4 separate regions of the Homo sapiens genome follow, and all the other regions are linked to region 2. The links are chromatin loops, found by intact Hi-C in ENCODE. Cell type or tissue: heart right ventricle. All regions are shown on one strand. Each heading gives the region's core, and the rest is flanking DNA. Links, peaks and the distances in the headings are about the cores only.

Region 1 (5,785 bases), core at 1,775-4,274, 64 kb before region 2:
TGCAACTTCCACCTCCCAGGGGTTCAAGTGATTCTCCTGCCTCAGCCTCCCAAGTAGCTAGGATTACAGGTGCCCACCACCATGCCTGGCTAATTTTTGTACTTTTAGTAGAGATGGGGTTTCACCATGTTGGGTCAGGCTAGTCTTGAAGTCCTGACTTCAAGTGATCTGCCTGCCTCAGCCTCCCAAAGTGCTGGGATTATGGGCATGAGCCACTGTACCTGGCCAGGTACTCTTCTTAATGAAATAAAATAGAAGGGAAAATACTAGTATGTCACATAGAAAAGATAAGCACTGTTTGGTGAGACTTTTTTTTTTTTTGAGACAGAGTCTCACTCTGTTGCCCAGGCTAGAGTGCAGTGGTGTGATCTCAGCTCACTGCAAGCTCTGCCTCCTGGGTTCATGCCATTCTCCTACCTCAGCCTCCCCAGTAGCTAGGACTACAGGCGCCCGCCACCATGCTTGGCTAATTTTTTGTATTTTTAGTAGAGACGGGGTTTCACCATGTTAGCCAGGATGGTCTCGATCTCCTGACCTCATGATCCGCCCGCCTCGGCCTCCCAAAGTGCTGGGATTACAGGCATGAGCCACTGTGCCTGGCCGGTGAGACTTTTGTTTTACCCACTATATAGCAAACTACATATTGAATGTGATGTAAATATGTGTGATGTAACTGGGTCCCTGGGATGGTTAATTTTATTTGTCAACTTGGCTGGGCCACGGTGCCCAGATAGTTGGTCAAACATTATTCTGGAAGTTTCTGGGAGGGTGTCTTGGGATAAGATTAACATTTAAATCAGTCTGCTTTGAGTAAAGCAGACTGCCCTCTATAATGTGGGTGGGCCTCATGTAATCAGTTGAAGGTCATGAATAGAACAAAAGACTGGCCTCCTCTGAGCAAGAGGGAACTCCACCAGCAGATGGCCTTTGGACTTGGGTACAATATTGGCTCTTCTCTAAGTCTCCCATCTACAAGCCTACCCTACAGGTTTTGAACTTGGTGCCTCCAAAATTGTGTGAGCCAATTCCTTAAATCAATCTCTGTGTCTCTATGCACACACACACACACACACACACACATCCTCTTGGTTCTGTTTTCTTTGAAGAAGCCCAACTAATATAGTCATGGTCAAAAAAATTTGAAACACACTTTCAGAGACGGTGCATACCTGTTGTTTTTGCTGTCATTCATTTATCCTCTGGGCATCTGTGCCTTTGCCCAAACACTTCTGCTGGAATTGACTCCACCTCTGGTTCAAAGCCTGAGCCACTCAGCACAGAACGGGGGTCGGGAGGGCATAGTGATTGGATCAGGAATGAGAAACTGGTTAAATCAGGTCTCCGACAAGCAACAGGCTTTGGATAGGGATACTAGGGGAGAAAGTTCTAGCTCTTCCACCAGATGTAACCTTGGAGAGGCAAGGGCCTAAGAACCGCTAGTGCCATCTTGTAATCACAGGGGTGAGAGCAGGGGACAGGAGCCTGGAAGAATGAAGCCAAAGTACTGAGAAGAGCAGAACTAAGCCAAAGGATAGAGAGTACTGGGTCCCAGGCCTGGCGACATCCTATAAATGTCTCAATTGTGTCCACTGAAGCCAGCTCTATGCCTGTACTTTCCGGTTACGCAAGTCAAAAAAAATTTTTCCCCTTTTGCAGAAGCCAGTTTGGGTTCGGTTTTCTGGCACTTGCTGATGTAAGGATCCTAACCTATACACAGAAAAATCCCAAAGAGTACAGTGTCTCCCACCACAACCTCTCTAATACACTATTTTTCCATGGGATCAAGTGAGCAAGCCAAACAGATCTGTGCCTTCCACTGCCCACAGAGATAAACTATGGTTTTACAGATAGCGAGGCACAATCCCAGGTGATGTTCGAACGTGTGTGCACGTGTATGTACCAACTTTCAGAATCAAACACAACACTTCCCTATCTGCTGAGCATTTGCCTTAGGAGCTGCACCAGCAGAGCTCTTGGGAAGTCTTCACCAATTCATGCTTCCGGGCCCTGAGTTAGACTCATTGTTCAAATGAAACCTTCTCTGATCAAGCCACTGGTCTAAGATGCCCCTACTATATATTAGTGCAGGAACCAGTGCCACCAGAGTCTCACATTTTACAAACTCTGTTATATTTGTCCATTGATGCTGTCTCCTAGCATAAAAATATGAGCTCCTTGAGGACAAGGATTATATATTGCCCCTCTTTTCTCCAGTTCCAAGCTCAGAGCCTGAAACACAGTAGGTGTATAATAGATGTTTGGAAACACGTGAATGAATGAATGAATGAATGCTCCATAGCAGAGTATATGAGATGGCAGTGGGTATCATGTACAGCTGAAGTACAAAGTAAATCTTGGTGCTTCAAGTAAATCTTTGAGCCAGTCAATTCAAACAGGGACCAACCTAAAAAACTGGTTGTACCCTGTTCTAAACCAGGGTTTATAAATACTTAAAATACTCCATTTTGTCCTTTTATTTATTTATTTATTTATTTATTTATTTATTTATTTATTTGTATTTAAAGGTAAAGCTCTTTTTTAATTTTTATTAGGACATGAGTTCAAATGCATCAGAGAAACTACGTCTTTCGTATATGATTTACATGGAGACCAACCGGTCCACCAGCTGGAATATCATAAAAAGCTGTCTTGTGTTAGCAAATTGGACTTTGAGAACCACCATCCTATGCAGCAAAGGAAATCAGTATGGACCTGGTTGAACAGAAGAAGCTGAGCCTGAAAATAAAATTGCAGCATGGAAAACAGACAACAACAGAAAACAGCCACAATGCAGGAGATGCCAGTTGCTAGAAGTCAGCATGCACTCCTGTATTCAGCCAACGACTATTGATGGAGCACATACCACATGATGAGTTCTGGGCTGGGTGCAAAGGATAGATACATTCCAGAGCAAAAAACAGTGTCCCTGCCAGGAGTGGTGACTCATGCCTGTAATCCTAGCACTTTGGAAGGCCGAGGCAGGTGGATCACTTGAGGTCAGGAGTTTGAGACCAGCCTAGCCAATATAGTGAAACCCTGTCTCTACTAAAAAACAATTAGCTGGGCATGGTGGCACATGCCTGTAGTCCCAGCTACTCGGGAGGCTGAGGCAGGAGAATCACTTGAGCTCAGGAGGCAGAGGTTGCAGCGGTGAGCCGAGATTGTGCCACTGCACTCCAACCTGGGTGACAGAGCAAGACTCTACCTCAAACAAACAAACAAACAAAACCAGTGTCCCTGCTCTCCAGGGGCTGAGGGTCTTCTAGAGGCCCCTCTAGCTGTCCCACTGGCAAGCTCTGCAGATCCTCCCCTTCCCAGCCTCTATTAGAAACCCAGAACTTCCTACAACACTGTACAACAGGTCATTTAATCTCAATTGTGCAGGTGGATTGGGAAGAGGAAGCTAACTTTTCACAAATAACATGCGCTTCCCTATGCGTGAGGCTGCTGGTATGAAGTCAGTGAGAGGTGGCCATCAGCGATGGATGACATTTCCCAGCCTCTCCATTTCCACATGGTATCCAGGTGTGACTGTGTGAATAGCAAGGTCATGGTGACATTTCCATGCCAAAGCAGGGAAGAAATAAGTGTGTTTTCTCTACGGTTTCTTTCACCACCCAGCTGGATAAAGAGGACCCTGAGGCCCTATAGGATGGTGGAGCCTCAAGATGAAAGATTCGTGCACCCACCAGGAACATCAGACAAGAAAGAAACCTTTACTGTGATAATACTGAAACTGTGGATTTGTGTGTGACAACAGTTAACCTCACCCTAACTCACAGGCAGAAACACAGCAAGCTCACTGCATCTCAGAGCTGGGATTCAAACGTAATGCTGGGGGGCTCCAGGCCTCTGTTCTTTGTGGTGCATCAGGCTCTGGCCCTAGGAAGAGTTCTCTTTAGATGTCAGCAGCCCCCTCCCTTGTTTCCAAAGCCAGATTGCAAGTGGGTAAGCCCAGAGATAGAGGAGATGGCCAAGCTAACATATACAGGATAGAGAAATCTTCCTGCTCAATGGCCATTTCCAAGTTTGGGGCTCAGGGAGGTAAGTGTGTGTGCAGCTGAGGGCAGTGAGGGAGTTGGGGAGCAGCAACAGGCCTCATTTCCATTTCATCTAAGAAACTTCAAACACTTATTGATCCATGCAAACAAAATGGACACATGCTATTTGTAGATTTCTACTCCAATTTGTAATCCGTGCATTCAACATAGCGTCTTCAGTAAGGTCAGTATTTTTTCATGTCTGTATTTTTTTTACTTTAAACTCTTGGTTTCTAGAAGTGGGAGCCATGAATTATTTTACAACTTTCCCTGGAGAATTCTATTTACACCCATCTAGGGCCCAATCATGCAGCTCGCTACAGTCTGGGGCCCATGACAGACAACTGACCCCATGTACTTGGCCACCTCACTGCAGCTCCATTCGTCCCGGCCTTCACTGTCCCCTTGCCCCTTGTTGCTAGCTATCTCAGAAATGAGTGTCACATTCATCAAAGGAAAGAGCCAGAGGGTAGGGTTGACACAGCAAAACCCATCACTACCACTAGGGGGAAAAGTCAAGTCAAAGCAACTGTCTTCCCAAGAGAAGGTCACTGCTGGCTTTGGGCAGTCTCAGTGTGGGTGGGGCCTGGTGGGGTCAGCTCAGCCACAACACAGCCTTAGTCCAGAAAGCAGCAGTCCAGCAGGGGCCATGGGAGCCCTCCTTCCGGTGTGCTTCCCTCTGCCTCTGCTTCTCTTCTGAGAGATGGGAACTGTGAAATTGATGACTGGTGGGAGGGCTGGAGAAAAGTATAAAAGATGGGGAAGAGGGAGCGATGGAGGGCCAGGCACTGATGTAGAGTCTTGGCGCCACCAGGCAACCAGCCCGGTCCCAGGGAAATCCAGCACCAAGCTCAGCTACGCGGGGCTCCCTTCATCCTTACTTCCTAGTTTATTAAAAGGGGATGAGGAGAAGTGATTACCATGGACAGAGCCTTTGGACCCAGCCTGGAAGAAGCCTCTGCAGGAGGCTGAGCCTGTGAGCCTCTCCATTCAGAGATCATGTCCCAGCCGGACCTCTGAGATGTTTATACATGGTTTCCACGCCCTCCTTCCTTTCCCTCCCCCAGGCCTCCTTGTCCTTGGCCTGGAGGGTGTTCCCTCAGGGTACAAAACCACGTCTCCCTGGCCAAGTCTGCCGTTCCCAGTAGAGTCGAGCAGGAGCTCCAGCCGAGGCCCAGGCAGCCCCATGTGAAACTCTCCATTACCACGTGGAGATCGCCTTGAGATTCCAGGCACTGTGCCTTGGGACAGTCACTAGGCAATGGCTTTCTTTACTCCAAGTGTGGCAGCAAGGCTTTAAAAACACAGCACTCTCAATAGGATCCTGGCTTGGGGAGGATAGAATCCTAAACTTCTTTCCAGCATCTCACTTAAAGAAACAGGCCAGCCAGGAATTTGGAGTCAGATGCCCCAGCTGGAGTTGGTGTCAAGACCTGCTCTGCAAAATGGCACAGGCTGGCACCTATGTGGCCACTGTCTCCTACCCAGTCCATGAGGAACACTCTATCCAGGGTCTGTCCAGGGGTACTGGCTCCTGGTCTTCAAAGGGGACCCAATGGCCTCTGAGTGCACAGAAATGGGGGGACACCATGGGAAGTTGCTAAGCTGTAGCAAAGGGAGACTTGCTGTCACGTCTGCTGCCCCAAGACCTGAGTGGACCTTGGGAACCACAGAAAAGGGGCTTGGGGGTCACCACAGGCTGGGGATAGTCACCTCTCCAGTAATCCCTGTCTCGTGCATGTGGC
Region 2 (5,785 bases), core at 1,598-4,097:
CTAAAGGAGCCCATGGCTCTTGGCCTCCTCTCTCCTGTCCCTTCTTTAGTTTTCACTGTCCTCACACCCAGAAACTCCCGCCCATTACTGTCCCTCCCATCGAAACATCTCAGAGCCTCCTTATTAGGTGGACATGACTGATAATGGCTTAAATGCCTATACCTCCCTATAGGGGTTATATTCTCACAGAAATCGAAGTTGTGTGAATTGGGGAGCCTTTGAAAGGAGCTGTGAGATGACAGCTTAAACAAGCCCCAAGGTGAGCGGCACATATAGGTCAGGCTTGGCCCACCCAGAGAGGACCCTGCTGAAACTTTGCTCTCACCAATGAGAAGATGAACCAAGCCAGAATGAGGAGGAAACCACATGTTTGATTCTTTGGTTAAAGGATATTCCAGGAGACAGCGTGGAGCCCTTTTAGTCTCTGGTTCTCTGCTGAGTCTTGCATGGCCCAGAAAGCAGCAAGGAGTTATCTTATTAAGCTTACATGAATACATTGATCTGACTCCACTCTTCCCAGAAACCCTGAATCCCAGACTCTAGATAAAGCACACAATATCAGGTTAGTTTCAGAAGTCCAGAGACACACATAACAAAATCACTCAATGCTACTGCCTCTTGAACATCCTTCCAGGGTGGAGGAAGCCCAGGGCCAAATGCCTCTCTCTGCAAGACTGGGATTAGCACAAGGCCAGCCGGGCACTGAGGATACAAAATCCAAGGAGGCCCTGTCACCCCAAGGTCCATGTAAGGTTTGCATCACCTGATCCTGACACTGCTTCTAGGTGTCCCTTTTAAAATTGCTGCATGGGTCCATCACGGCCCATTTCCAGAAGTGACAGCCCGGATAGCCCCATGAAAGTCCCTAATGGGTTACTTAAGGAATATCGTTCAATTAAAGGCGCGGGGGAGACTCCTTTCAAACTTCTGTTGGCCACTCAGCTTTCAGGGTATGTCATAAAATGCTGAAAGGAAGGGGGGAAGGTGAGAAAACAACTCTGTCTCAATTCTCAGTCATTCTAGCATGTATTTTTAATACAATCTGATTGTCTTTTTCCTCCTCATATCGGTTGTATTTGTGTGTGTGTGCGTGTGTGTGTGTGTGTGCGTGTGTGTGTGAATATGGCTTGAGTTCCAGGCCCATTTCCTGATGGATGGACGGGAAGTCAAAGACCTTTTTTTTTTTTTTTTTCCAGAGGTGGCAAATAAAATGTGTTTATTATTCTTTATCTCCTGCCTAGTGTGTGGTGTCATTTATTTTCATTCAAAGAAATGAATGCCATGTGGTGCCTGAAGAGTAATAACAGAGCCAAATGACAGGGAAGACACACAGCAAAAAGCTGGACCAGCCACGGGCAGGTGAGGGGCCCAGCGAGCTCTCCCGTTGTTAATGGGGCCAGGGGCCATATCTCAAATTGCCTTTCCCCGGTTGCCTTCCACTGAATAACACGGTAAAAGGCATACCAAAGGGGGCAGTTATCATATTATCGGAAGGAGGAGTAGAAAGGGTCAAATTAGCTGCAGTAGAGGATTTTTTTTTTTCAGTGATGACCCATTGGATTGACTCCCTTAAGTTAGGAGAATGGAATGGGGTGGGATGAGTAGGGCCTCTACATTGGAAGTTAGAAAACACATGTCCTACTCCTGGCTCTGTCATTGGCCAGCTTTACAATTTGGAGCGGGTCACGTCCTCTCAATGATACCTCATCTCTCACCTGACACATTCGCCCCTTAGAGTTGCAATGACATTCAAAGGACATACCATCTTATTAATGTGCTTTGAAACTCTAAGGTAGGTACAAAACACATGTAGGGAATTAGAGTCGCTTTCCAGATGAATGTATCTTTTTATTTTTTTCAAATAGAATGATACAATGAGGGTAGGCCTTCTGCTATCTTGTCCCCACCCCAAGAATAAATACACAGGCAAAAGCAGCATCTTACCACAGTTCAAAATGTGTTTCTGCATTAGGTACAAGATCTTCTGGCTCTCACACCTCCTCTACCCCCTCTCCCTTGGTGAGGGCTAAGGGAGACACAAGTAGGACCATCTAGGTGTCCCCTACTGACAATGGCTCTGTGAGTCACTCCCTCTACCTCTTGCCTGGTCGTGAAACTGGTTATGTCATTGTCTGGACCCATGGCCACAAGAGGGAGAAGCTAAATGGCACATTGCTTCAGAGAGTCCTGTTTTCTAAAGAAGCTATGTCTGTGGGACTTGGGTTGGGGTTTATTGCTGGGTTTAGACAGAAAAAGTATTGGTTCATCTCCCACAGCTGAATAAAAGGACCAGTTTAATAGGAAAGAGGAGAAGAAACTCTTAAGTTTCCCCTCACTTAGCTACCACCATTTTATTAGCCTAGGAACAGTGCTGCTATTTAAGTTGATAAAAGCCAGATTTGCTCGTTAAATAAATCACCAGAGCCTGGTGGTGCTAGAGAGACATTTTCTTTCCCCCAAGAGCTGCCCCCATGGCTGGGTCTTGTACCTTGCACTGGATAGAAAAACCACAGGCAGGCAGTCAGCAGCTTAAAAACCTAAATTGTGGCGCCACCTGCAGGACAGCAGGAATATCATCAGTATCCCACAGCTCAGCAGAGGAGGCAAGAGGAGCCTTCCGCAGTGACACAGGTGAGGCCAGGGTGCCCTCTGGCCCCTGCTTTCTGCATGTGTCACCACATGTCCACAGCACACTCCAGCAGCCTTTAATCTGCATCCTCCTTGAATGCTGCCATTTCGAGGGATGGGCAGCAGCTCTCAAGATTCTCAGTCCATTCAAACTAACTTATTCTTCCATCTGTCTCCTAAGGGACTAAGTGGACCTCTAAGCCAAGGGTTCTGTCTTCAAGACTGGACCATGGAACAGTAAAACAGAAAGGAGAAGTGACTGCCTTTCAAGGAAGATGAGGGGAGGAACATCCTTGTGTCACCACAGGGCCTACTAGTAAGTTGAACTTGGTGGCTGGGTATTCTCAGTAGACCCAACTGTTCCAGGCTTCCCTAGCATGTGGGTGCAAATCAGCACAGAGATATTAACATCCGAATTTCAACTCCCAGCCTTTTCTGCTCAGATAAAACTTTGGCCACCACTGAAAAACCCCTCCCTGTCTCCTCCCATTATGTCAGAGACCGCCACTGGTGGGTGTGCTTAGGAACAAGTCTGACCATTTCATTCACCACAAGTACCCTCTTGGAAATCCACTGCCCATGAGCCATTTGATGGAAGGACATCTCTGCATTGCCAGCTCTGTGGTTGCCCTCTGCAAGGGCACCTCCACCCGGCTGCACTGCTGGACATGGCAAGCTCTGCTGCCGTGCCATGGCTTTCCAAGCCACACCGGGGGGTTGGTGTTTAGGTGGGGAGGACACCCCTCTCCTCCTACACACACACACACACACTGTGGATCTTGATCCTCTGGGCACCAAAATAACTCCCATGCCTCCCATGGTCCAAGTCTTACTCCCCTTCCTCCCCAGACCCTTTCATCCACTGCCCCCTCTCCAGAATGCTTCCTTCTCTTTCAACTAACAAAAACAACAAACAAACAAACAAACAAAACTTGTCTTTTTAACCGCAGAAACCAGAAGTTAGAGGATATTGTGAGGTAAGGGGAGATGGAGGGAGGGAGGGGGTGTGACTTAACTCCATTGGCCAGAAAGAAGAGAGTCCCAGATCTGGCCAGAGCCATGTCTTGCTACAACAAGAAAGGAGAAATACCTCAGTGTAACCCTTCTTGGGGTTAAGTCCTGGGAGGCACAAGGTCCCGTAGTATGCCTGCATTACAAGGACTGGATACAATTCACGTCTCCCACATGGCACCTCTCTCTTGGCACTGCCTAGTACACTGGCTAAGTAGTTTAAATGAGTCACTTGGCCCCTCTGACTGGGGTGCACATAACAGAAAAGGCCTCAAGTTGTTTTCCTTGTGATGAAGATGGATTCGTGCTGATGGGTTGAATGCTCTTGCCTGGTAACACATTTACAAGATGGTTGCCAGGTGGTCTGAGTGTAAGCTGTTCTAAGTGACTGTGGTTGCCAGCCTCCAAAATGGCCCCAGTGACTCTCAACCAGAGGTATTCATGCCCTCATACAGTCTGCTCCCATGCTGAATCAGAGCTGACTTAAGTGACCATGAAGTGACAGTGTCCAAGGCTAGGTCAAAAAAAGACATTTTAGCTCCCAGCTTGGTCTCTTTAGTCCCTTGGACCTGCCATGTGTTGAGAAACTGAGCTACCCACCAACAACCAGTGCCAGCTTGCCAGCCCCATGAGTGAGCCACCCTAGGAGCCCATCCTCCAGCCCCAGTTAAGCCTTCAGATGATTTCAGCCTTCAGAAGTTTCCAACTGAGGTCCCAGACATCATGGAGCAGAGATAAGATATGGTTTTATGCCAGAGATTTGTTATGCAGTAGCAGATAATAAACACAGTGATTTGCAGGGAAGATATCATTCCTCTGACCTTGACCTCATTAACCTCTTAAGCTTATTATTTGAGCCCACTTGGCTGTAGAATAAGAAGGACAAAGTGGGGCATGCTTGATGCATGATAGTCTCATACTGGGCAGGACTGGGCACCAATAGATGTCCTGCCAGTCACTCCCTTCAGAGCTCCGGGGTTAAACCTCTTAGTACATCTCAGTGTGTTACACAGAAATGAGAAAACCCAATGAAGAGGCTTGAAAGCATCCACAAACAGAATACTGAAATCCAGCACTCACTTAAGATGGGCCATCGTCAGTTCAGTTCCAGAGTATTGGCCATCAGAGACATTCAAGAGAGAGGCAGAAAGTTGTGCCGAGTCCTGTTCACTTTCACGAGCTGTCTGGCACCTGCCTCTGCCAGAGAGCCTTTTGGAGGTGAGGTTGAATGGGGCTCCAGGGTGAGTCCTTGCACCCACCAAGCACCAGGCCCAGTGGTGCTGAAAGTGTTCCCTACATCTGATCCTAACCCGTGCTACACCACAGGGCAGGAGGGAGGCCCAAGGATGCTTCCTATAGATGGCAGGTAGAGTAAAAAGAGACTAGAAGCGAGATGTGATTGAAAGCTGATCGTCCACTTTCCCTCCACACCATTCTCCTTGAGGACTTCTCGCATCACCTTCTCTCCTGTGCCCTCAGCAGCTTCCAGAGAGCTCAGTGGAGCCTGCAAGCTATCAGCAGGGCCAAGGCATATACAAGGATTAGGACGAGAGAAGAAGGGAAGAAAGAGGCAAAGAAGAAGAATGAAGGGACAGGAGTGCCTATGCAAAGCAGAGAAAGAGCCGCAGACAGTTGCCTTAGGGATTCTGAGGACAGTGCTTAGGCCCAAGGTGACCTCTCTCCACTTTAGTGTCTGCCTCCAGGACTCTGTGGCCTGGCTCCATTCTCCTTCTGGCCCTATTTTCCTGGCCAGGCCCTATATTCTTCCTCTGTTTTTAAAGGGCTTTCTCCTAACGCACGCCTGCTGACTGTAACCTTCACAAATGTGAGATGTCCCTTGTGGAGTCCAGAGAGAGCAGGGACCCTCGAAGCCTGAAGTCCACAGAGGTGTGTGGTAGCACATGAGGGTTGGGGAGGGCCAATCGTGCCATATCTTCCCAACTCTGCAACCAGCGATGCCAGGCCAGCTGCTGGAAATCAGCCACTGTGGATGTATTTGCACTATGGGAATAGGCACATGCTACAAATTGGGACTTTTGATTTTGTGGAGAGCTGGTTGTTAAACACCTGCCAGCACACTTCTGGCAGGGTCATTGATGGGCCTGGATAAGACAGGTCAGCCCAGGCCTGCCCAGTTCTCAAATGA
Region 3 (5,785 bases), core at 1,399-3,898, 180 kb before region 2:
TTTTCATTATTGATATTCTCCTGTGAAACTGTTGTGACTTCAGAGGACTGATCCCAAAGCCTGCCAGGAAGACCCTGCTGAGTGTCCCGCTCTCCTGAATAGCCCATGTCCTCACTATCACAGGTTCTATTCGTGTCGCAACAAGGAACCACACATCCAAGGCAGCCAAGCCAGGAGGGCCCTGGGTGTGCGGGAGTCAGCTCTGTGGAGATGCCGTCCATGCCCGGTCTGACGGGAACCCCAGCTCTGCGTTTCTCCTTTTCATGAAGCCAGTGAGCCAAAACCACCCTCCTGGGCTGGCCCAGTTTAAGAGCCTGGGCTCCAGGGACGCAGGGAGGCCCCTCAGCCCAATTATAAATCAATCTAGCAGCACTCACTGAGGCCATTGCCATAAATGGCTCTAAAAGCTCAGCCTCTTTCGGCCCAATAGGCTCAGGGCTCCAGGATTAATGAGCATCAGCTGCCGGCAGGCTGGTGGGGACAGATGCCGACCTAATGAGCACAGTGGCCCAGCCCTCGCCAGCTCGAGGTGGACAGGGCTGATGAGCAGGTGTCATTGTCATGATGCCCCTTTGCCAAGTGTCACTTTGAAAGGGAGGGCTGTTGTCATCAAGTGGCATCTTATTACCCCACCTCAGGACACCCACAGGAGATTCTAAAGGCTGTCCACAAAGATGGCCTTTGTGGCTGCCACCTCCACTCCTCAGCTGGCCCTGGCACCAGGTTTTTCTCAAGGCCTCTCAACCACAGGGCTGGATAAGGGTTTTAGAATCCTGGGCATCCCCTCCCATCCCATGCCATCTGATTGGTGCTGCATTAAAGTACAGAGGTCCCTGCTAGAATTTCCCTCAGTCACGTCTCTATTACACCCACGGGCTTCAAGTTTGCCTGGAGTATTTACACACAGTTCTGCAGATTCAAATGGATTCAAATGGGCGCAAGGGCTCAGCATCACACTGGTCACCAAAGGGACACAACCCAGTCCCTGCAAGACATATCAGCTTGTATGTCAGTCAAAGACACAGGCCTTAGAGGGACTGATCATAAGCATAAAACATAGCAACAACAAAAATAGTCATGATCACTTCTTCAGCATTTATTTTGTGCCAAGCACTGTTCCACGCTCTTTATATGTGCTGGCTTATTTAGTAAATGTGAATGAAAGACTCTGAATAATAAGAGTCACGTTATATTAAGGCAGTCAATGCAGGTGAAACAAAAAAAGGAAAGATCACTTCGGCTGACTGGAGAAATCAAGAGAGGCTTCATGGGGGAGGCGGGACCACACTGGTCCTAGTGCAGTCTGGGAAGAGTGTTCCAGAAGCAGAAGCAGGCACACCTGGGCAGGGCTACAGTGAGTTTGCTGAAGGTCACACATCTGTGCTTTGGAGGGCAGAGCTGCAGGGCCACAGGTATATTCAATGTAGTGGGTTCTGGCATCTGAAAATGTTGTTAGGATGAAATTTCAAAATCAGGTTTTATTCCTGATGAAAGTAGACTGCTCTTAACTGGGGCTTCACTGCTTCTTTTCCATTTCTGTTTGGAGTGTGATTTTTTTAAGGTAAGATGTACACGCAATGAAATGTGCAGATCTTCAGTGCACACTTTGATGAGTTTTTGACAAATGCCTTCACCTGTGTAACTAACAATCCAATCGAGATCTAGAATACTTTCATGGGCATGAAAGGGGAGGAATGTGACCTTTGTGATCAGATGGTCCCATACCTACATCTTCTGGGCATTTGTAAGTTGGAATAAATCAAAATAATCAACTTCCTCCCTTACCCCACGCCAGTCCACCTCCTACCCCCGGAGAAAAAATAAAATAAAATTCATCCACATCTAAACAGACAAATGCCTACCTAGTCTGTCTGTGTATTTGTTACCTTTGTGCCCCAGAACCAAGCTTCATACCAGGCACAGAGTGAATGATCCATACGTGTTTCTTAAAAAAAGGAATTAACATCCTCAGATTAAGGTCTCCCAGGAAGTAAAGGACTCCACTTTCTCTAAGTTCCCATGTGACACTGACAATTATATTTTCCTGTCCTCTCTGTTGAGATTAGGAAGGAGTCCCTAGGAGGATGCAGAAGAGTATCCTTTTGTCCTGTCTCCTACCTGTCACCCAGACTCTTGTGTTCTCTACAGCCAGTCCATCTTAGGCCTCAAATTCCATATGTTTGACAAAATCAAGCAGGTAGTTCAAGGTGCTCGTCTCTCCTCCCAGCTATTCAGCAGACAAAATCTGTGACATAATGTACCCCAGCCTCAGACACGCTCACCCTTCTTTCCCAGGCCCTGTGTGAATGGGCCAGGCCACTCCTTGATAGTTTTCAGGCAAAACACATGAGAACACTCCCAGGAAAGAGAAGCCTCCAGGGGTACCATCCGTATGCATACCACGCATTTACTTCCTAGCCTCACCAGCGTTTTGGGTGTGGCCACAGCTACTCCCCAAACCTTTCATCTTGCAAGTCCCTAGATGTCCTCCTCGGGAAAGCTCCCTGCGCACAGCTTGTGGGAGACTGCAGGCTCATAAACAGCATAAGCCAGCATTCCAATCAGATTATTTCTCACTTGCAATATTGCACAAAGAGAAAAAAATAATGCTGAACATTCTGTTCGTGGAAGAAAAAATAGCAGGAGAAAACTGTCACATTGTTTGGTCTATTTTCAATTTCATTCCCGAGCCCTGCAAATAGCTATCTGTGCAAGCAGGCCAGAAGAGGACTCCAGCGACCTGACATGCACGATCTCAGATCAGGTCTCTAGGGCCTGTGAAAAAGGGAGAGACCTTTGGCTGGCACATATCTACACATGTGATAAAATTGCACAAGACTAAATACACACTCGCCAATGCAAAAAACTGGTGAAATCTGAATGGATAAGCTTGGTGGGTTGTACCAGTCAATTTTCCATTTGTGATATTGTACTATAGTTATGCAAAATGATGCCACGTGGAGGGGAGAACTGAGTGAAGGGTACAGGAACCCCTCTGTACAATTTATTGCAATTGCATGCAAATTCACGATTATCTCAAAAGGCAAAGTTAAAAAAATGCGCTTCCAGTGTCTGATTTAATGGGACTAGGTTGCAGCCTGAGCATCAGAGTTTTAAAAGCTCCCTAGGTGGTTCTAATGTGAAGCCCAGGCTGAGAACCTTTGCTCATGAAGGTTGGGAAGGTGAGACACACACATGAAATCCAGAAACAATCAGCATGTGATACAGTACCAAAAGCTTCATGAATACTTGTGGAGCAAATCAGTGAACTGCTGAACAGACGCATAAGGTTAGAGGAAGTCCGGTAGGATGAGGGAAGACTTCATGGTGAAGTGGAACTTAATCAGGACGGGGCATAAGTGGAGAATTCAGAGGACGGGAAAGGGCCCTCTAAGCCAATAAAGAAGGGCTCAGAGATTGTGTGGCCATACTGGGGAGGAGGGGAAGAACTGAACTTGGGGACAGCTGAGGAGTGAAGATGGATAAAACTTTTCATAATAAACTGGCTCTATCCCTGTGCTTAGACGAGTGGATCTTTCAAACACCTGAACCAGCTCTAAGTCCCTGCAAATTGCCAAGAGCAATTTTCAGCAAAAAGCCAATTCCCCAGAAGGCACTTGGCATCTCTCAGATAAGCAAAAGAGGGGGAGGCTGGAGAGGCTTCAGAATATAGTATCGATGGGTATAAAAGTAAGCAGTCCTTGTCATGGTTCATGTCACTTTGCCTGACTGCACTTCAGCTGGCCTTAGATTCCCCAGTCGAGAGCCCAGCCAGGTGCTAGAAAATACCAGAAATGACCCGGGAAAGGGTAAAATGGAAATCTCAAGCCTACATACCAAAGCGAATGCACTTGACTCAGCAGGTCCCTAGAGTAATCATGCAACACCTCTTTATTCTTATTTTATACACAAGTCTAATAAGCTTGAGTATCTGTTTCCAAGCCCGTAGCAAATTAAAAAGAACAAATTAAGTGGCAGCAGGAGAGCTGCATCAGACAGGATCAGTGACAACAGTGAGAAGTGACAGGTGCCAGACACCCTGACGGTAGGCGGGGAGACAGAAAGCTATAAAAAGTAACTTGGGGCACTCACCTAACATGAGGAAGCCACCCTAGCGAGGCACAGGGGCTCCATTGTAAAGGTGGAGAAAGAGCTTTAAGATACTCAAGTCCAAGTTCTAAATGCCTTGGAGAACATCTCTTTGCCTTTTCCTGTTATTAATTAGTCCAACATACACACAGGGGAGAGGGGCAGTGTGCTGCTGCAGGCTGCCACTATGGGAGGGGCAGCTGGCTAATCATCTTATTGCAGGAAATACCCCCTGCCAAAAACACAGCTCCCCTCTCAAAGCCTGCTTTCTCACCTTGTAGCACTGGCCACTGCCATCACAGGGTATGCAGAGCAAAGGACAGGCTGCTCCCGAGCCGCTCAGTCCATCGGATCAATCAGGTTTAACAAGGAGGCATCCGAGGATCAGGAGAAACACCTCCTACATTATTACCACAGCACCATCACTTTGCATGAGACAGGTCTGGCTGGGAACGCCACCTCCAGCATGGACAGAAACTGCGTGTCCTTGACCCAGTTGTTTCATTTCTTGTGCTGAGCACGCCCACCCATTGACCCCCAATCCAGAGAGCTAGTGTTGAAGAGCTCATTAACAAAACACAAAACACTCAGCTGACGCACCGCCACCATGCAAATGCGTAATAACTGGATCTCTCTTCCCCCACAGCTAACCTCAAGCATCTCTTCTTGGCCAGCTGCATTGCCTTGGCTCTCTGTGTGGTTCAGAGCCAGAGAGGGCAGGCTGGGCAGCCACTTCCATGCCAACATCCCAGGAGGCAGTGCTTGGAGCAGGAAGATGAGAGAAGATGATCTCTCCCACTACACAGAGCCCAGGTCCCGGCCCCAGACTCAGAGGCCCTGACGCCTGCTATGCCTGGTCCACAAAAGCAGCAGGGAAGGGCATGGATGCTGGCAATGCACTGCCCCCTCAGGAGCCAGCACTCAATCATGTTCTCTCTAAAGAATGCCAGTGTCCCATTTTCATCCAAATGTGAAAGTTGAAAAAGAGAAGTCAGGCAAGGGAGAGAGGCTTTTAAGATTTCCCCTACTCAGGGGAGGAGCTGGCAGCGTGAGCCTAAAACCAGGCAGGCAGGTAACGGGAGGGGGCCCTAATTGCTGCTAAAGATCACGGGGTAACCCTGATGACACCTGAAAGTCTTCCGTGGATCCTCAGGCACAAAACATAAATCATCTCCCTCTCACTTCTTACTGATCGCGTTTGCTTGCTGTGTCAGCTGAATTCCCAAATTGGCCTGGGTTTAAATTGGGACTTTTTTTTCCCTTCCTGGCCTGGCTTTTCCTCCACTCTCTCTCTCCAACCTCCTCCCACCCCATGGGAAGTGATGACAGAGGAATCTGCCTGCGGACTCCAAAATGCAGGTTTGTGGCTTCACTTTGTGGGGTGGGAGGGAAGAGGCAGAGAGCAGGGAAGAGGGCATTTGGGGGCTTACTTCGGGGACAGGACCTGAGGGATCAGGAGGGAGAAAGTGGCCATCTGGACCCACTTGCCGACTTTTGGTGTCCTGTCCTCCTTCCAAGTAAACCCCTTCTCAGTCCCCAGGGCAGCCAGGAGAGTCTGCAACAGACATGCTCCATTCAGTAGGGGCGGGACTCAGGAAGTGCAACAGGGAAGGTCAGAGCCGGATAACGGGTCTGTAGTTGGCCCTGCTGTTCTGGGGAGCAGATATTCACCTGGGCTCTGTGGTGGGCCAGGAGA
Region 4 (5,785 bases), core at 1,111-3,610, 200 kb before region 2:
AAACCATCTATGCTATTCCCCAATTATCTTGTTTCTGTGAGAAACACATATGTTATTCTCAAGAGTCATGACGGTACCTGGAAGGGAGCACTAGCTGTGGCAGCTTGGTGTTTCATGCTGCAGAGGTGATTGTTGCTCTGTGGGCCAGAGGTCTAGTGTTCTCAAGTCGTGGAAATAGTGATTCTTCCCGTTGAAAACTTAACACGTGCTTTAGAGAAAAGAGTAGGAGTATTTAACTCAGAGCTCCAGCTTCTCACCACCCCTGGCACATGGCTGGCACATGGTATGTCCTGGGTGATTATTTCTTGAGTCATTGGTTGATGCCAAAGTTCTCTACTAGGCAACAATCCCTAGAGATTAGAAAGGCCTAAAGCAGGCTGTGTCCTGGGTTGTCACCTCTCCCCTAGCATGTCATAGTTCTGAGGATTGTGCCCATCCCTGAGGTGTTCTTATGAGCTCCTTATTCCCTAAAAACTACCAGACATTCCAAGAAGTTTCATGGATAGCAGGCATGGCAGATGATTAACTTCCTCCTGTCATTTCACCTAGGTCTGTGATCTCTCCTGCGCAAAATGAGGTTCAAAGAAAGAGAATGAGAATGATAATGATTATTGAAAAGTCCCTCCCACCTCTGATATTCTTTGAGCTGCTAAGATTTGAAATTTCACTCAATGGTATCAGGAGGTTCTGCTAGTTGAGATTTAGTCTACTTCAAACCAGTGACAGCCAAGACAATTCTGAAATGGGCACTGGATCTTTTTTTTTTTTTTTTTTTTGAAATGGAGTCTCACTCTTTGTTGCCCAGGCTGGAGTGCAATGGCGCGATCTTGGCTCACTACAACCTCCGCCTCCCAGGCTCAAGCATTCTCCTGCCTCAGCCTCCTGAGTAGCTGGGATTATAGGTGCACACTACCACACCCAGCTAATTTTTATATTTTTTATGGAGATGGGGTTTCACCATGTTGGCCAAACTGGTCTCGAACTCCTGACTTCAGATGATCCGTCCACCTCAGCCTCCCAAAGTGCTGGGATTACAGGCATGAGCAACCGTGCTCGGCCAGATCTTTTATTTATAACAGATGCCATAACATTTCATACAAAATTCCCCATGATTGGAGATATTCAAGTGGAGGCAGGACAAGTGGCTGGGTTGTTGTGTGTGGGCAAGGGTGGCTGTGTACTATGGGAATGGGTACATTAGCATCCAAAGGGTGATTACACCAGGCAGTGTCTCATGTCCCTCCTCATGTGGGAGCCTACCACGCAAGGGAGAACCAGGACTAGGTTGATATGACCTGGCTTTTACAAAACCCCTGGAGGAGGGAAAGAAATGGAGGCAGCATGTCAAAGCCTTGTCTGAGAAGCATTCCTTTCTCCAAAGCATCTGAGGCTCTGCCTTACAGATCCCCATGGACCTTGCATTCCTCCATGGAAGCCTTTGTTCTCTGTATTGTGATCTATTTACAAATACCTTCCTCCTCAGACTGTGGGCTACTTAAGAACAGGGCTGTGCTTCTACTCTTTGATTATAATGTACTCTGAGCAACCAGCATAGTGGCAAGAGCATCATCAACATCAGTCAAATGTTGAAGGAAAGAGTAAAAGAATGAAGAAATAATCTTGTTCAAGGTTGCAAACCACCAGGGAAGAGCCAATCTTAAAACCCAGGATTCCCGAATCTCACACTATAGCTCTTCACAGTCACTCTGCAAATTTCAAAAACAATGAAAGATAACATCCAAACTATTACCCTTTTTGGTGTACACACTGTCTCCAGATTTCAAGGCTTTTGCAGTAGGGACCAGTTATTTAATTATGGTCTGGCCTTTACTAGTCAAAGGTATGTTCTTGGGCTTCATATGTTCTTGGACTTGCCACCACCGTCACCCCTCACTGCCCCTGTACCTCATAATATAACAGTGGCTTAATATAACAGAGGCAGGGCTCACCACATTTTATATCAGTGTTGGCTTATTTATGGCTTGAGAATTGCTTGAGATGCTGAAACTGGCCCCATATGGGATTCCAGGAGTAGCAGCAGCCCCTCCCCTTGGGGCTTCCGGGAACTACAGATAACTTTTTTAATGAATCAAAATACCAAAGAACTAACCCTCCCAACAGTTGTTATCCATTGCTCAACTCCCTGTAGAGAGCAGCCTGTGGAATTTGCAGCATTGTGATCGTGTGCAAAGGGCAGCACCAGGCCCTGGTGGTGATAACAAGGAGGCATATTTACCCAACACTTCTCCCCCAGGGAGACTGTTTTTCCTCCACTGCAATACTGTGGCCCTCTTGGCTCACCCTGCCTGGTCCCTGACATGGCTGTGGAAGCAGATGGATGGAATCAGAGAACCCGCCCAGACAGAAGGACCAAGGCACCGAGGGAGAAGATAATATAATGTGGCCCTTCATCTCCTGGTGTGTTCCTAAAGTATGGATGATTGCCATTCTCAAAGAATTTCATGATCCTGATTTAAAGAAACTTGCCAACATTCCAGGAACCCAGAAAACAGACAGCAGTCCTCCACAGAGAGGCAGAAAAAGAGACAGGACGATTTAAAGTATCAGGAGCAGGGCCTCACGGGAGTGAGTTCAGATTGTGCATGGCAAAGTCAAAACAGATGATGCTTTAGAGCAGTAGTTTCCAAACCCTATCACCCAAAGAACTTGCTAAAGCACCGATTGCTGGTCCCCAAAACAGAGCACCTGCCTCAGTAACTCTGGGTCTATGTCTATCAAATTCTCAGGTGATACTGGTCCAAGAGCCACGCCTTAGGGGGAAATGGCATTAATGCCAACTCCAGTAAATTAGGCAGGATACCAGGAAGAACTTCCCACTGCCAAGGTTAAACATGAGAATAAGATCAGGTTACTAAGGACAGTTGTGGAAATCTCCTGAGCTAGAGACTCACGTTTCTGAAACGGATCTGAATCTGTTCTGCTTAGCTACAAGGTAATTTTATCTACCATGGACTATAATCAGTTTCAATACAAGATTATGGAGTATCTCCAGGATTCCAAGCACTCTGCTGGGCACTGTTACTGGCAACAGGTAGCACTTGCAAATTGAGGACTGGTTGGTTTGGTTGTATCCTTGTTATAGATGGGGAAACTGAGGCTCAGAGATTCCTGCAAGGTCTCACAGCTGGCGTGAGGCAGAGACAGGACTCAAACTCACATCTGCAATCTGATCTTGTCCCTTCTAGATATGAGGTAGGGAGCAGAGGTGCATAGAACAATATTTTCCTAAATTGTACACTTGAGACAGTGTCCTACAAGATATAAGATAAAAAAGAAGTGATTCAAAATGTCAAATGGCCAAATAAGTTTGAAGAAAACAAATGCAACTGAAGAATCTGCTAGACTTCTCAGGTATTTTAATATACTTAAGTGTGTAGTGCATCTCTAAGAGGAGGCTATGTAGTATTTCTTAAATTTGACCAGATAATCTTTTATTTAAAAACATCTATTTAAATTTCAAGTGACATTCCAGTTGCAAGGAACACAGTCTGGAAACATCTGGCATGGATATTAATAAGGCAAAGAATTTACACCCCTAGCCCGTGTTCTACTTCACATACACTCACACATTTGGGATGAATGCGGAGTGAATATCAGGTGTGATTCAAATCAGATTGGAAAAGAGGATTTTCCAAGATTCTGCAGCCTTTGCCCAGGGCTGAGGCTTTAATGGAGAGCGCCAGGAGCCCCGAGCAGGGTCCAGACAAAGCCAGGTGCCACAGGGCTTGGTGGGCATCCCCTGCAGCCCACAATCCCTCCAGGGCAGGAGCCAGAGGCGTCTGGTCGTCATCTGTGCACCCCCGCAGGCTTCCTGATGTGAGAGACGATTCCCACCAGAACTGTTAGTCATTCCAGTTTCTCTCAATCAATTATTCACACTCCTGTTTGCTTGCTTTGAGAGAGAGGAGGGGGGAAAACACAGAAAAAGCCACAGGGCATGATAAAATACAAGGGAGAGGGGAGAAAAGAAAGCTGGGGACTTTTCTGGGCTGAGTATAGGGTAGACCACTAGATGTGCTTTCTAATAGGTCACCTGCATTTGTCCTCTTGGACAAAGCACACAGGCTGAGGAGGTCTCCTTCTTTCCCTGAAGCCCAGAGAAGAGGAAGCAGGAAGAGGGTTAAGAGCACAGCCAATTGCAGGAGTCAGAAAGACGCATTCCAGGCTCCAGCATGAGCCCTTCATGGTTGTTTGCCTTGCCTGCTTGGATAATATTTGACCAGCTGAGGGGTGCAGTGTAGACACAAAAATCACAGCCCCTGCTGCTGCTGCCTTCAGGCTGTCATGCAGCCTACTGAAGTCTCAGTTTCTGCCATGGTAAAATGAGGATGGCTGTTCAAGCTCGCCCGGAGGGATTCAAGTGAGATCCAAATATGAGGTCCCCGTGGCAGGGACCTCAAACCTCCACCAGCCTTTCACCCTAAGCATGCACAGTCAATTTTAGTGAAAGGATCAAGATTTTTAAATTGTCATGTGTAGTATTTTGCAAATGGCTGCTACATCATCAGCTCGTTAATAACAGAGAGTACTGGCACTGGCATGGTCTGCAATAATTGTTATCGCTATCAAAATGATCAGCAATGATACGCTGCCCTTTGTATTCAAAGACAATGCTACTAACACAGTATAACAAGTGCTTATTTTGCATTGCACAATTATATATTGTCTGAGCTACCAATATATTTGAGAGAGTATTTGCAGTATGTGTATGTGAGTGCATATATATGTGTGGGTGTGCATGTGTATATTTATATATACATATATAAACACACACAAGTATATGCATACACAAATGTAGTTATATATTATGTTCATGAACTTTTTTGCGTGTCTATGTCTTAGTGTCTTATCCTTATATAGGAATACAAGTTCTTATGGGCAACGATTTTCCTTTGTACTTCTTCTGTATCATCTTTAGTTCAAAGCAGGGTGCATCCTTTGTAGGAAACCCTTAATACATTCCTGTTGGCAGTCAGGTTTATCCCAGCAGTGGGGAAAGGCTCATATTGATCCCTCCATCCATGCTCCCTCTCTCTGAAGCCCACTCATGGCATGTGTTGTGAGATGGCCAAGCCACCAAGCAAACCATACAGCCCACTTGAAAAAAGACCCCCTCGAGAAAAGACCCCCTCACTGCTGAGTTAATTAGCTGGCTGGCTGCACACACCAGGATTGGACATGGATATTTCAAAGCATCTTCACCCTCAGACTTAAATGCTACCTAAAGCATTCCCTGGGATTCTATTTTTCAAAATTTATTTTTTCCAAAGTAAAAGTAATAAATGCTCATTAAAGAAAATTAAGAAAAAATGTAAATAAATAGAAAACAATAAATAAACCACACCTCATCCCATTTTCCAAGCACAACTACTGTTAGCATTTTGATGGTTCTCTTTCCAGTTTTTATTTTATTCATTGTATCATGCTTTCTAATTGTCTCATGCTTTTTCACTGAATGTTATCACACAAGAATCAGTTACAAGATTGGCCTTTATAAACTAAGTTTTCAATGACTACATAAATATACCAAATCTACCTAACCATTCTCCTATAAATGAGTGTATATATCAATTCCAATTTTTGATAGACTAAATAAATGCTGAAATGTGTATCTTGGTGATTATTACCCTTGAAACAAATTAGAATTGATTCTTTAAAAAATTGTCACCAGTTCAAAGGATTTGACTATTTTCAAGTTTCTTCCTAAATATTTACACATTGTTTTGCAGGAGTGTTGGACCAGTTAGAATTCCCAACAGCCATG

Evidence for each region. A loop is a pair of places that touch in the nucleus more often than their neighbours do. Peaks named below come from ENCODE experiments on the same cell type or tissue, not always from the same donor. Only the 100,000 strongest peaks of a DNase experiment are listed, where the experiment ranks them.
Region 1: it touches region 2 in a loop (2.8-fold over the local background); 18 of 110 quality-filtered maps call a loop at or near these places.
Region 3: it touches region 2 in a loop (4-fold over the local background); 44 of 110 quality-filtered maps call a loop at or near these places.
Region 4: it touches region 2 in a loop (2.5-fold over the local background); 39 of 110 quality-filtered maps call a loop at or near these places.

What each region holds. Positions count from the first base shown.
Region 1 is chr7:132,513,749-132,519,533 of GRCh38, forward strand. The region is part of intron 1 of PLXNA4 (plexin A4); the gene reads right to left. Among named protein-coding and RNA genes, the nearest start is that of PLXNA4, 60 kb to the right of the region's middle. In heart right ventricle, for the core only: no CTCF peak of the experiment used is centred there; a DNase peak (open chromatin) is centred at 2,877.
Region 2 is chr7:132,578,349-132,584,133 of GRCh38, forward strand. It overlaps a transcript of PLXNA4 not described here. Among named protein-coding and RNA genes, the nearest start is that of PLXNA4, 4.8 kb to the left of the region's middle. RefSeq lists a silencer at 2,455-2,624. In heart right ventricle, for the core only: CTCF peaks have their summits at 2,550 (motif pointing left) and 2,774; a DNase peak (open chromatin) is centred at 2,553.
Region 3 is chr7:132,398,272-132,404,056 of GRCh38, forward strand. All of the region lies in intron 3 of PLXNA4 (plexin A4), which reads right to left. LOC105375511 (a long non-coding RNA gene) reads left to right here and starts at 5,375. Exons shown (of 4, transcript XR_927983.3): 1 at 5,375-5,448. In heart right ventricle, for the core only: a CTCF peak has its summit at 2,717; a DNase peak (open chromatin) is centred at 2,445; H3K27ac peaks cover 229 bases.
Region 4 is chr7:132,378,092-132,383,876 of GRCh38, forward strand. All of the region lies in intron 3 of PLXNA4 (plexin A4), which reads right to left. Among named protein-coding and RNA genes, the nearest start is that of PLXNA4-AS1, 29 kb to the left of the region's middle. In heart right ventricle, for the core only: a CTCF peak has its summit at 2,151; a DNase peak (open chromatin) is centred at 2,224; H3K27ac peaks cover 1,307 bases.